Regions from separate parts of the Homo sapiens genome. Here all the other regions are linked to region 1. Evidence: chromatin contacts called from ENCODE Hi-C or POLR2A ChIA-PET data. All regions are on one chromosome and are shown on one strand. Each heading gives the region's core, a stretch centred on a gene start or an enhancer-like site at or near the end of the contact. The rest is flanking DNA. Distances are from core to core; before and after follow the strand shown.

Region 1 (3,863 bases), core at 537-3,036:
ATGGGTGGAACAGGTTTCCAGTGTCAGACTCCTTTAGTTTGCCTCCCACATTACTTACCTGCTGGATGTCCCTTGCTTACCCTCTTTGTTTCTGTTTCCTTAATTGCAAAATGGAAATAGCAGTAGAACCTACCTCATCGTTGTTGTGAGGATTAAATGAGTAAATACATATAAAGCATTTTGGACAGTGCCTACCTCGAATAGCTCAATGCTTCCTATTACCAGGAAACAAAAATTAGCCGGGCGTGGTGGTGCGCGCCTGTAATCCCAGCTACTCAGGAGGCTGAGGCAGGATAACTGCTTGAACCCGGGAGGGAGAGGTTGCAGTGAGCCAAGATCGCACCACTGCACTCCAGCCTGGGTGATGGAGCAAGACTCCGTCTCAGAAAAAAATAAAGAAAAAAGAAAATAAATCTGCACAGCCATCATCTTATTGATTCCCTATTAAAAACTCCTCACTGGCCAGGTGTGGTGGCTCACGCCTGTAATCCCAACAGTTTGTGAGACCGAGGCGGGCAGATTGCCTGATGTCAGGAGTTCGAGACCAGCCTGGCCAACGTCGTGAAACTCCATCTCTACTAAAAATACAAAAAACATTAGCCAGGCGTGTGGCGTGCGCCTGTAATCCCAGCTACTCAGGAGACTGAGGCAGGGGAATTGCTTGAACCGGGGAGGTGGAGGTTGCAGTGAGCCGAGATTGCGCCACTGCACTCCAGCCTGGGCGACAGAGAGAGACTCTGTCTCAAAAACAGACAAACAAAACTCCTCACTCTGTCCCTGTCACTGACCAAAGAAGTTACCCATTCTCAAATTACTTTCTTCATCTATTGCCTCCAATTTTGGCTGGCAATATCTCCCATACCAAACCGTTAACACCTGGATCCTTTTAGACTACCGGTTCCATAGCAGGCATTCAAAAGTTAGTCATTTAACTTTTTCACCAGGGACAAAAGTCCTTAAAAGAGGAAAAAAACTGGAAAGGATTACAAATCACCATGTGATGTTTAGGTGCTCTTTAGCACCTAAAGAGGATTTACAAGATACATTGTCTGCACGGCAACCACTCAGACGAATCCACCACCAAGCGAAGGTTTTTAGTAAAATATCCTTTTTTTTTTTTTTGAGACGGAGTTTCGCTCTTGTTGCCCAGACTGGCGTGCAGTGGCGCTATCTCGGCTCACTGCAACCTCTGCCTCCCAGGTTCAAGCGATTCTCCTGCCTCAGCCTCCCAAGAAGCTGGGATTACAGGCATGCGCCACCACGCCCGGCTAATTTTGTATTTTTAGTAGAGACGGGGTTTCGCCATGTTGGCCAGGCTGGTTTCGAACCCCTGGCCACAGGTGATCCGGCCGCCTCGGCCTCCCAAAGTGCTGGGATTACAGACGCGAGCCACCGCGCCCAGCCTAAAATACCCATTTTAATTGCATTTCAATGACGTTACTCGGTCATTGACCTCTTACGCAAGGAGGGCGAGATTAGGGAGACAGCTGGACTTCTTCCTCGCCCTCCCTTCACTGGACTGGCTGGCGCAGTGAGTAGCCCTGCCCTTGGACGATTTGGCATTTTCATTGGTCAATTTTTCTTAGGAGGCTGGCCGTGTGTTGACTCCGCCTACTATATAGGCGGGGTCTCCCCGCCGCAGGGGCTGGGATGCTGGGGGCTGCTGAAGCCGCCATCTTGGATTCCGCGGTAGCGGAGGCGGCGGTCAGGCGCCGCTTCTGGGGAGTGGCCTTTCTTTTCCCCTCCCTCCCGGTTCGGTGGCGGCGGCTCCTCCCACTGGGGGGGGGGGTGGCGCGGCGGCGGTGGCATCTGCGGCCATGGCGGCGACTACTGCCAACCCCGGTGAGGAGACGGAGGACTGGGGCGCCTCTAAAGGGGAGGGGCCGAAGGGGCTGACAACTAAGGAGACCCAGGGCTGAGGGGACGCAGCTGGAGCTGAAGGCGCCGGGGCGGGGCGGGGGCCGCGAGAGACGGTGGGGGAGCGGTGACCTGGGGAGGGGCCCGATCCCGGGGACTTGGGTAGACTCGAGTATACCCAAGGGAGCGAGGGGGCAGGTGGGAGTTGAGGGGGGCTCCCTGTCCTGACCTCCGTTGGAGCGGCAGCCAGTGCGGGGCTGGCCCGCCCTCACTCCTCGGTCGGCGTCTGGTCTGTGATGTGGTCCTCTTTTAACCCTCTGCCCGCTGGAGCCGCTTGATGCCGAAAACTGTAGGCAGAGTGTCTCGGTTTACTTTAAGAGTAGTTTGGATTCATAAACCCTGGACCACACTGCTCTTTAGTTGAGGCGTTGCTTCCAAACATTTAAAGGTTTAGATTTTAATTTAAAAAATAAAAAATGGACATTCTTTGATATATACGACGTTTCTTTAGGCTGTTACCTCCCACCCGCAACCCCCGTCCCCGTCTCCGTCCCCGGACTATACTTTGAAACTTAGATCTTGTGTTAAGAGGGCCTGTAGGTCTTTGCCTGCTGAGGGCAGGGGTTTGTGTAATGGTTATGGTTCCGGACAGGTCTTTAGTTCCACAGCCCCAGGTTTAAATCTTGTTAGGCCTACGTCGAGGCAATTTCCAAACTCTTTCAGAAAAGTTTGATTCCACACCATTTCTCAATTTCAAAAAATAATCAAATATCAAAAAGGTTTGGTCTGTTTTGTCTAAGAGATGGAGTAGGGTGTAGTGCAGTTCTAGAGAGATCAGATCTTCAAATTACTAGTCCCAGCCCTCTTTCCTCTATGTTACAGTTATTCCTCTTTAGAAGGCATTTCATTTTAGGGGTCTAGTTTATCTTGGAGACCTTGGTTATTCTTGCCAAATAAAGTCTATCCTTTTCCAAAAACCAATATATTTGATAGCCTTAAAAAGGGCCTTGAGATATGTGTGTGTGTTGCGTGGGGCGGAGAATTTCTTGAAAATAAAACAGTAGGAGTGATTACCCCCATCCCCACGTTGAAATTTAAATTAGATTTTTTTTCATGTTACTGAAAGGCAGTATGATTTTGCAATATCCAGATTTTGATAGGACAGTTGAATCACTGAAATTTCTTTTCTACCGTGTTTCTGGGAATAGCTATTTTAAGAAATGGTTAATTTGTCACGTCATTTTTTTTTAATCTTTTAAATTTTTTTTGAAGGAAAGGGAGGTAAAATTAATCGCAAAAATTACATTGCAGGAAGTGCTGAGTGATAGAATAAAACTATAAAACAGGAAAAATGCCGTTATGTCAAACCTGACCTTGTAGTAATATAACCTATCTGTGAACTATGGAATAAATAAACAAGATTTTTAACTGATCACACATTGCAAAATACTTATATAACCCTAGTTAAATTGCAAAGCATTTCTCTTATTAAGAAGTGGCCTGGGTAAACAAGTTTTAGTTCATATGTCAGAAGCTTTTTTCCAGCTGTGTGGGTGGGGTTGCTTTATTTTGTTTTGTTTTTTGAACAACAGCAACCAGAATGACAGCCTCTTGACCATATTTTCATAAGCTGATCAATATCAGCTTAAATCTTAGCAGAAAATAGCATATGTTAGTGTGTATGTGTGTGTGCAGAATCCTTGTTAATGAAACAGCTTTGTTTACTATGCTTTGGCTGCTTGCTTCTGCAATTTTTAGATTTCCTTTTTCTTTTTCTTTGTTTTCCTTTCTCCTCTCCCCTCTCTCCTGTCCCCTCTCCCCTCTTTTTCTTTTGCTACAGGGTCTTGCTCCTTGCTCTGTCGCCCAGTCTGGAGTGCAGTGGCAAGATCACTGCTCACGGCAGCCTCCACCTCAGGGGCTCAAGTGATCCTCTCACGATCAGCCTCCCGAATAGCTGGGACTACAGGTGCCTTGCCACCATGCGCGGTTAATTTTTAAATTTTTTT
Region 2 (3,863 bases), core at 474-2,973, 290 kb before region 1:
CCTGACCTCAAGTGATCCACCCACCTCAGCCTCCAAAAGTGCTGGGATTACAGGCGTGAGTCACCGCGCCCAGCCAAAATTCTCCTTTTCTTGAAACACTAAGTAACATCTCCAGAACACTAGTATTCCTCAGAATACACACTGGAAAACTCTTTTAGAGCCATCTGTCTCCTTCTGAGCCTTCCTACCTCTGGCTTTCCCGTCCCATACCTGTACTTCCGGCGGCAGCAACTGTTATAGTGGGGAGCTCTGTGCAGAGCACTCTGGGTGATAAGTCGTGTCTGAGTTAGCAGAGGAGCCTGGTAAGGAGATGGGAGACAGAGTCAGAGCCTTCAGCCCTCCGCCCTTCCAGCCTGGTGTGTGCAGCAGGGTCTTGCCTAGAACACACTCTCCACTCTCTGATTACCTCAGCTTTGGTTTCTTCCCTTCTCAATTCATTCTGATGTTTTGGATTCTGCTTTCTTTCCTTTCCCGGCTGCTTCTTGCCATAGAAAAGCTGCAAGCCTGAGGAGAAAGGGAAACAGAATTAAAAGCATAGCACCAAGAGTGGTGTGCAGAGATTTCGAGGGTTTATTCCCCATCCCGTCTTCCCCCTAACTTACTGGACAGATGTTTCTTGCCTGCACGGTGGGCAGTCAGCATGGCCAGGGTGTCCAGTACCGGTCGATGGGGGCAGATGGCACAAGCAAAGCTGAGCAGGGGTAGAGAAGAGGATAAGTGGTCCAGGGGAAGAGGGTTGGGCCCGTCCCTGCCATAGGTCCCACCCTGTCCTAGCAGTCTTTGCAAAACCCAACTCCCTGGTGACCCAATCTCCACTTCTTCCAGTCCTCACTGGCCGCCAAAGAATCCTAGGTACTCCTGCTGTCCTAATTAATAACAAAAGTTTGTTGAAGCCAGGCGTGGTGGCATGCGCTTGTAAACCCAGCTAATCGCGACGCTGAGGAGGCAGGATCACTTGAGCCCTAGAGTTCGAGGGCAGCCTGGGCAGCACCGCGAGACCTCCGTCTCAAAGGAAAAAAAAAAAAAAGTCTATTGAGCCTCTAACCGCAGAACCCTCAGGCTTGAGCCACTCCTTGCTCTTACCGTCCATCCCGAAGCATCAGCGCCTCATCCTCTGGAATGTAACTGGCTAGGAGGTCCCCGACTCTTCTTTTCTGCAGGGAGTAGGGGAAGAAATCCGGACGGGATCAGCGGGATAGGAGAGAGGGGTGGAAGTGAAATTATAGAAATGAGGAGTGAAATGGAATAAGGACCCTGGGGAGAACAGCGATCATAGACCGAAAAAGGAGTCACTACACAGCTCTAAGTCGCCTGGTTCTCTCCTGCACCCCCGAGTTGTTGCCAGAGCAATGAAACAAAGCTCCTTCCCAACCTTCAGGGAGCGACTGAAGCGGCTCCAGATCCTCTCCGCTCACGCTTACTTTGAGCACATTGAGTTGACTCCAATCGTCTCCTTCCCTCTTGAAAGACATCACGACTGTGAGTCCCAGAAGTGATAAATTCTCTGTTCCGGTTTCGCCACTCCTCCAGGCCACCGTAGCAAGAGCGGGACAGCGCCTTCTCTTTTTTCCTTCTCTTCCTGTCGGCCTCCGTACTTCCGGGGACGCACTTCCACGCATGCATTGCGCGATCCGGAAATCCACTCTCTGGTGCTCGGAGGGAACTGCATTTCCTATGGTGCCCTGCGACTCCGCAGACGCGGAGCCTTTTGGGAAATGAAGTCTTTTCTCAAAGACCTTGCCGCTCAACTGGATCCAGGCCCTTGCATCTTGGCGGATCTGAGGCGTTTGGAGGGACAACAACCTAGATGTGGAGCCGAAATTTGAGGGTGTGACCTATCTTATGCGGAGCGGACCTTTGAGGATCTCTGAGTGGAAGGTGTACTACAAATTCTTGCAATCCTCACGCTCTTCGTCTGCGGCGACAGTTCACCTGGGGTGGGCCTGATTTGTTCCTGACTCTAGCAAACAAACCCCGGGACCGGGGAGAGCTGGGATGTTGGAGCGCCCTGAGGCCAGGCTACTTGGGGGCAAACTGAGGAAAGAGTGTTGAGGATTATTTCTAGAGTTCAAAGGTCAGAGGTCAATGTAGCGAGGAGTTGTGGGGGAGTCCAAAGTCGGAGGGGTGCTTAGGGGAGAATTAGGGAGGGACTGAATACTCAAGGGACAGATTTGTGGATAAGTAGCTTGGAGGGAGGAGAAACCGGGAGGGGGCAGATGGCGTAGTGCTGGGGAGGCGGGGACACAGGGGAAGAGAGAGGGGGAAAGGAATCCCCTGAATATTCATTCCCAGACTTCAGGCCTGTCAGTCGCAGTCTCGGTCGTACCTCCCCTAGTTGCAACCTTAGCTGTTGGCAGGGTGAAGAGATGGCTTCCCCGTCTAGACAGCCCCCGCCAGGGGGGTCAGGACTGCTTCAAGGGAGCCGGGCTCGTTCATATGGAAGCCTGGTGCAATCGGCCTGCTCCCCAGTGAGGGAAAGACGCCTGGAGCATCAGTTGGAGCCCGGAGACACCCTGGCTGGACTAGCACTCAAATATGGGGTGACGGTGAGTTTTCCAGGATTGGGGTGAAGACAACAGTCAGGAGGGATTTAGTCCTGAGAAGAATGTAGTGGCCCTTCTAGGTAACCTCCCCTGAAATGTTCCTAATGTGTTGCACTCTGTTCTGCCTTTATCTTTGTTTTCCCATCACAGTGTTGCACAAGTCCTGCCCTACTATTCCAACGGAGAGGAACAGCTCCTATTTTATTATGCCAGACACTGTGCTGAGGGCTTCACATACGTTAGCTCATTTCACCCTCACATCTGTATCAAGTATACATTTATCGTTCCCTTTTGGCAGATGAAGAAACTGAGACTTGGATTGGTTAACCAGTTTGGCTAAGGTCAAATAATGAGCGTCAGATTTGGGATTCAAACAGGTCTGTCTGACTCTATTAACCACACAGAAAATTTTATGTTGAGAGTGATTAAACGTTTACAGCAACTAATGGAGAGCTGATTTTTAGTTCTCAGTTCCTAAAGTGCCCACCTCTCCTTGCTCTTGGTTCCTCCTCAATGCTCTGCCTTCTTTCCAGTAAGGTGGCCTCCTTTGTGCAAAACAGGTACTCTACACCAAGTATTTCAGGTCATGCATGGGGGAAATTGGATAGATGTAAAAATGTACAGCATTGAAGTTGATGGGGTTACTCCCCCTATCCCTGCCCCTGTTTTCTTGTTCCATCTCACTCAAACAAATGTTGAATTTAGCCAACATTTTTATGCTTGCTGTATTTAAAGCACTGTGATAACTTTTCTGGGAGATAGAAACTTAAACTATATGGTTGCTGTCCTCATGTAATTTATGGCCTAATGAGAAATGAACAGGGACACAAATAATGATTACAAGTGACAGAATGTGGTGAGTTTGTAAAGGTATTAACAACGAATAGGGGTCAGGCATGGTGGCTCACCCCTGTAATCCCAGCACTTTGGGAGGCAGAGGCAAGTGGATCACCTAAGGTTACGAGTACGAGACCAGTCTGGCCAACATGGTGAAACCCTGTCTCTACTAAAAATACAAAAATTAGCCGGGCGTGGTGGTGCTCACCTGTAATCCCAGCTACTCAGGAGGCTGAGGCGGGAGAATCGCTTGAACCCAGGAGGGGGAGGTTGCGATGAGCTGAGATCGCACCACTGCACTCCAGCACTCCAGCCTGGGCAACAGAGTGAGACACACACACACACACACACACACACACACACACAAAGATAGGAAATCAGAAAAGATTAAATTTCAGTTGGAAAGGGGCTGTGGTGGGCCAGGCGTGGTGGCTCATGCCTGTAATCCCAGCACTTTGGGAGGCTGAGGTGGGTGGATTGCTT
Region 3 (3,863 bases), core at 787-3,286, 270 kb before region 1:
CTGTCCTTCATGATAAAATGTATCCAGCATCTTTCTGTGCAGTCTTCGGAGAATATTTATTGTCTTCTTTGCACATTTGGAAATTTATGTTCAATGTAGCTTTTCTTTTGAGACTTGGTGTTGTCTTTTTAATAGTTTAGTACTATTAAATATTTAATATTTAGTACTGTCTTTTTAATAGTTTAGACTTTTTAATAGTTTAGTATGTGCAAATCTTATTTTAATTCAAATATATTATCATTTTCTTAAAGTCTGGAACCACAACCCACAGTGGATTGTGTAGTAGATTGTGTCTCAAGTAAGTGTTTAATACTTACTGGATTGAACTGAGATTTGAGCTGGGTCCTAAAACTTTAAATGAATTACACCTTAATCCCCACTCACTAATCTATTCCATAAGCATGTATCTGAGTACCTAAACCCTGTGCTAGGAGCTGAGGAGATTTCTTTTAACCTCTCAGTGCCTCTGTATTTTGAGGTGTCTTTCTCTGAAAATTTCTTTCCAGCCTTTAAAACAACCCCAACTGTCTGACAGTTTGTTGAATTGCCTTGGACCCAAGATCCCTCGGCCGTTAATTCTGTGTAGATATTGTCCCTGTTTATCTTCTTCTATTTTTTTTAGATCTGACTTTACTGAGTTACTGTTCATCTTACTGGTTCACCTGGCCTTAAATCTGTCTCTCTGTCTCTCTCTTTCTCTGTATGTGCGTGTGCACATGTGTGTGTATGTTTAGGTCTCTTGTGTACTCGCTGTGGGGCTTAGCCTAGTTGTTGATACTCCCCTCCCTGATCACAGTCCAGTTAAGGCTGGCCTAAAGTGGCAAACCCCTTCCCCCTCCTTTCCTCTAGTCCAGAGTCCAAGATGTGGGTAGAAGTGTTCAGTCAGATAAAACTATCTGAGAATGCCAGTGTCTCCCAGGCCACCCACTTTCCTGGAGAATTTTGAGAATGTCTTTTGTCCCAGCCCCACATAGAGAAGAATCCTACCAGGCAATACCAAGGTACCAAGCAATCCTGTCTGTAGTAGTTTATTCTTCCTCCTCACTGACATTCCCAGGGGCTTTATGAAGGGTGGGGAGGGAGAAGGGGCAGTTTTGCTGTTTGGAGGGATGTCACGGTCCTCTGAGGAAAGGTGGGACGTATGTCTGTGGGGCAGGAAGGCTGTGTGGGTTACTTTATCAAGTCTTAGCGTTGCTACTCTTTGTGCCTTTCTCTGAGTCAGTTAGTCTTGATTTCCACATCTGTTTTGGCTTCAGCCTCTCTCACCTGCCCTCTTCCATTACCCAACAGCCTGACTGCTAGCTAGTTCTTGCCATAGTGGCCCAAACTCATGCTGCTTTGTAGAGGTGGGAGGGGAGGAGATCATGGAAACAAGGGAAACCTCCTGCTGACACCTTCCTTTCCTTTCCCAGGCCTCCAGCCCCCACGCGCATGCTAGGCCTCCTTATCCGGGTCAGGACGAACCAGAGGAGGCCTACGGGGAGAAATAAGGAGACAGAGGGACAACGCATAGAGAGGAGCAACAGAGAGTTGGGGGCAGAGTCAGGGAGATGCGGGATGCGCCCTCGGGAGCAAGGTCGCCCAAGCCGTATAGGAGGGGAAGGGAGGACGGATCGCGCAGGCTCTGACAGCCCAGCCCAGCCCCGCGAGGCTCCCAGGTTTCCTGTCTGTTTCTCCTCCCAGCTCCTCTTCCTCTCTTGGGAAATTTCTCCCCAGAGCCTCTCCTGTGCCAGCCTGTCTCTGCTTCTGTATGTATTTCTTCCTCTGCCCGGTGTCGGCGACTGTCCGTGGGTCTCTCCATCTCGCGTCTGTCTCTGGTCTCCAGTTCAGCCTCCCGGCCTGGCCCTCTGGGTGGACGGTGCTCCTGGCGCCCCTCCCCGGGCAGCACTATTGGCGGAGAGGTGACGAGAAGGCGGTGTCTAGCCGCCCTCCGAGGGCGGGATTAGTCGCGGCGACCCAAAGGCGGGCAGGAGGTGGGCCCGGCTGGGAGGCGGGCGGGGCCACTGGGGCCGAGCCCAGAGCCCCGGGCGGTCGCATTGTTTTCCTCCGCGGATCCGCGGCTGGACTTGGACCCAGGGCTCTCCCGACAGCGCCCTGGAACCCAAATTCAAGCACCATCCAATTCGGACGCTCATCGCATCTCGCCTGAGCACAACCACGGATTGCGAACTCAGCGCAGCGCGTGGCCGCTGGCCGCCCGCGGCGATCTCGATCCCGCTGACCCGAATCCTGGAGCAAGTACCCCGGGCAGGGAAGGGGCTGCGGGGAGGCGGGGAGGGAGCAGGAGGGCGCGGCCGGCGGGGGGCAAGCTTCTGAAGCGCTAGGGGACCAGGGAGGTGTCGGCGCCCGGTGTGCCTGGCTGACGGAGAGGGTCAACGAAATTGGGGTGCAGGGAGGAAGGAGGGACAGTGGCCGAGCCCCGTAACTGTACTGGTGAGAGCAGAGTCTGGGCACCTCGTTCAATTGGGCTTTCGTCGAGTCGCATCCCGCTGGACTGGGAAGCGCGAAAAGGGATTATTTGAGGCGCGCTCCGTAGAGAGCGTGGAAAACCTGGCCCCTTGCTTTCCCAGCAAGGAAACTAGGGCTCCGAGACCCACGGAGAACTAGACCCTCCTGACGCCCCTGAAGGGATGGGAAGAGGGACGCATCGTTCCGGACTTTGTGTCACGGGTGCTCCTCTGTCCTTGTGCAAGCCGGAATCTGAGCACCCTCTGAAGGGTTGGCTCGTGCAAAGAGGCGGCGAATGGGGCCCTCGAGCAACATCGGTCCCAGCGCCTATCTCCTTCCTTCAGCCCGCTCGGCCCGGGGCTTTGTTAGACTGAGGTCTCCCAAGGAGGACATCCGAGCTGGCAACTGCCTCCTGAGCCCACGGTCCCCACTGAGCGCCGGCCTCAGGCCCGCCCTCGTCGGTTCTCAGCCTCTGGCCCTGTTTCCCTGGCCTGGGAGACCCGCCTCCGCTCCCCAACCCCCGCTCCTATCCCCTCTTCGTCTGCGCCTGCAGGCCCCTCCAGCCCCTCCTCTCGCTAACGTGGCTCTGGGACCCGGTCCCGGCCCAGACTCTGCTACCGGCCCCTCCTCGGAGCCCCGGATCCGGTGAGGGGGAGACAGGTCGAGCCCCTGGCCCTAGGCCCACCTCTTTTCGAGGCTTTAGACACCTGGATTGTCCTGGTTGGGGGTTGGGTGGGAAGGAGGGTAGGTGCTGAGTGTGGGGCTAAGAGCTAAGAGTGGGGGAAATGGCTTGGAGAAAGGAAAGCTCCGGTTCCACAGGCTCCTTGGCGCGACCCTGCTCCCTCTGAGGAAGGTGGACTGGGGCGGGCGACCAGCCCAAAGGCTTCCTGCTATTGTCCCCAGCCCAGTCTCCCCTTCTCCATCCCTTCCACAGCTCTCCTAGACTCTGGCTGTGACCCCAGCCATTCCCCAGAGGTGGCTTCGGGGCCAGGAGAGAGAAGGGCTGTTTCCTCTTCCCAGCAACGGGAGGATCTGGAAAGGGGAGAGTCGGCCAGGTCTCTCCCATGTGCTTCAGATGGGGTGTGTGAAGCAGCTCGGATTCTTCCAGGGCAGAGTGATCTTTTCTCCAGGCCAGGAGTTGAGGAGCTGACCAGATGCTGCTTCCCAGAAACAGCTACAAGAAGCCCTCTTAAAGGTGTATCATAGTTGAGTCTAGAAGGCCAATGCAAAGGCCAGCCAAGTGTTTGTAGAGGCTGGACTAATCCAGCCTAAAGTGGGGTGTGAGTGTGTGTGTGTGTAGACTGAGTGGAAGGGAGGCACAGCCTGCTCTCTCAGGGAGGAAGGAAAGGGTTGAGGGTGCTTGCTATCAGATCATTTTGCCTGGAAATGAAGAGCATGTAAATGAGATGCAAATT

What was found. Hi-C counts contacts between places; a loop is a spot of excess contacts on that map. ChIA-PET counts read pairs that join two places held with the same protein, here RNA polymerase II (POLR2A). Pooled maps may share reads with other maps.
Region 2: a loop to region 1 is called in a map of CD8-positive, alpha-beta T cell, with 10 times the contacts of the local background. The contact joins the promoter of LYSMD1 here to the promoter of ARNT in region 1. A Hi-C loop is called at or near these places in 1 of 168 maps with a recorded cell type or tissue (CD8-positive, alpha-beta T cell) and 11 of 50 pooled maps. POLR2A ChIA-PET finds 5 or more read pairs at or near these places in 4 of 52 experiments (A673, B cell, CD8-positive, alpha-beta T cell and 1 more).
Region 3: a map of Right ventricle myocardium inferior shows a loop between it and region 1 (3-fold over the local background). The contact joins the promoter of SEMA6C here to the promoter of ARNT in region 1. A Hi-C loop is called at or near these places in 1 of 168 maps with a recorded cell type or tissue (Right ventricle myocardium inferior), 1 of 37 single-sample maps with no recorded cell type and 13 of 50 pooled maps. POLR2A ChIA-PET finds 5 or more read pairs at or near these places in 5 of 52 experiments (B cell, CD8-positive, alpha-beta T cell, activated T-cell and 2 more).

Annotation. Positions count from the first base shown.
Region 1 is chr1:150,874,522-150,878,384 of GRCh38, reverse strand. ARNT (aryl hydrocarbon receptor nuclear translocator) reads left to right here and starts at 1,786. Exons shown (of 22, transcript NM_001668.4): 1 at 1,786-1,842. The coding sequence starts at 1,818. It also overlaps a transcript of LOC107985204 not described here. RefSeq lists silencers at 1,454-1,727, 1,731-2,160 and enhancers at 3,221-3,720, 3,721-3,863.
Region 2 is chr1:151,163,762-151,167,624 of GRCh38, reverse strand. It overlaps LYSMD1 (LysM domain containing 1), which reads left to right and starts at 1,723. Exons shown (of 3, transcript NM_212551.5): 1 at 1,723-2,546. The coding sequence starts at 2,367. TNFAIP8L2-SCNM1 (TNFAIP8L2-SCNM1 readthrough) reads right to left here. Exons shown (of 7, transcript NR_144937.2): 2 at 1,084-1,154; 3 at 603-691; 4 at 407-504; 5 at 211-299. SCNM1 (sodium channel modifier 1) reads right to left here and starts at 1,481. Exons shown (of 7, transcript NM_024041.4): 1 at 1,422-1,481; 2 at 1,084-1,154; 3 at 603-691; 4 at 407-504; 5 at 211-299. The coding sequence starts at 1,472. RefSeq lists enhancers at 1,433-1,482, 829-1,535, 1,503-1,782, 1,536-2,241.
Region 3 is chr1:151,144,804-151,148,666 of GRCh38, reverse strand. SEMA6C (semaphorin 6C) reads left to right here and starts at 2,036. Exons shown (of 19, transcript NM_030913.6): 1 at 2,036-2,234. It also overlaps a transcript of LYSMD1 not described here. RefSeq lists silencers at 1,559-1,618, 1,829-2,288.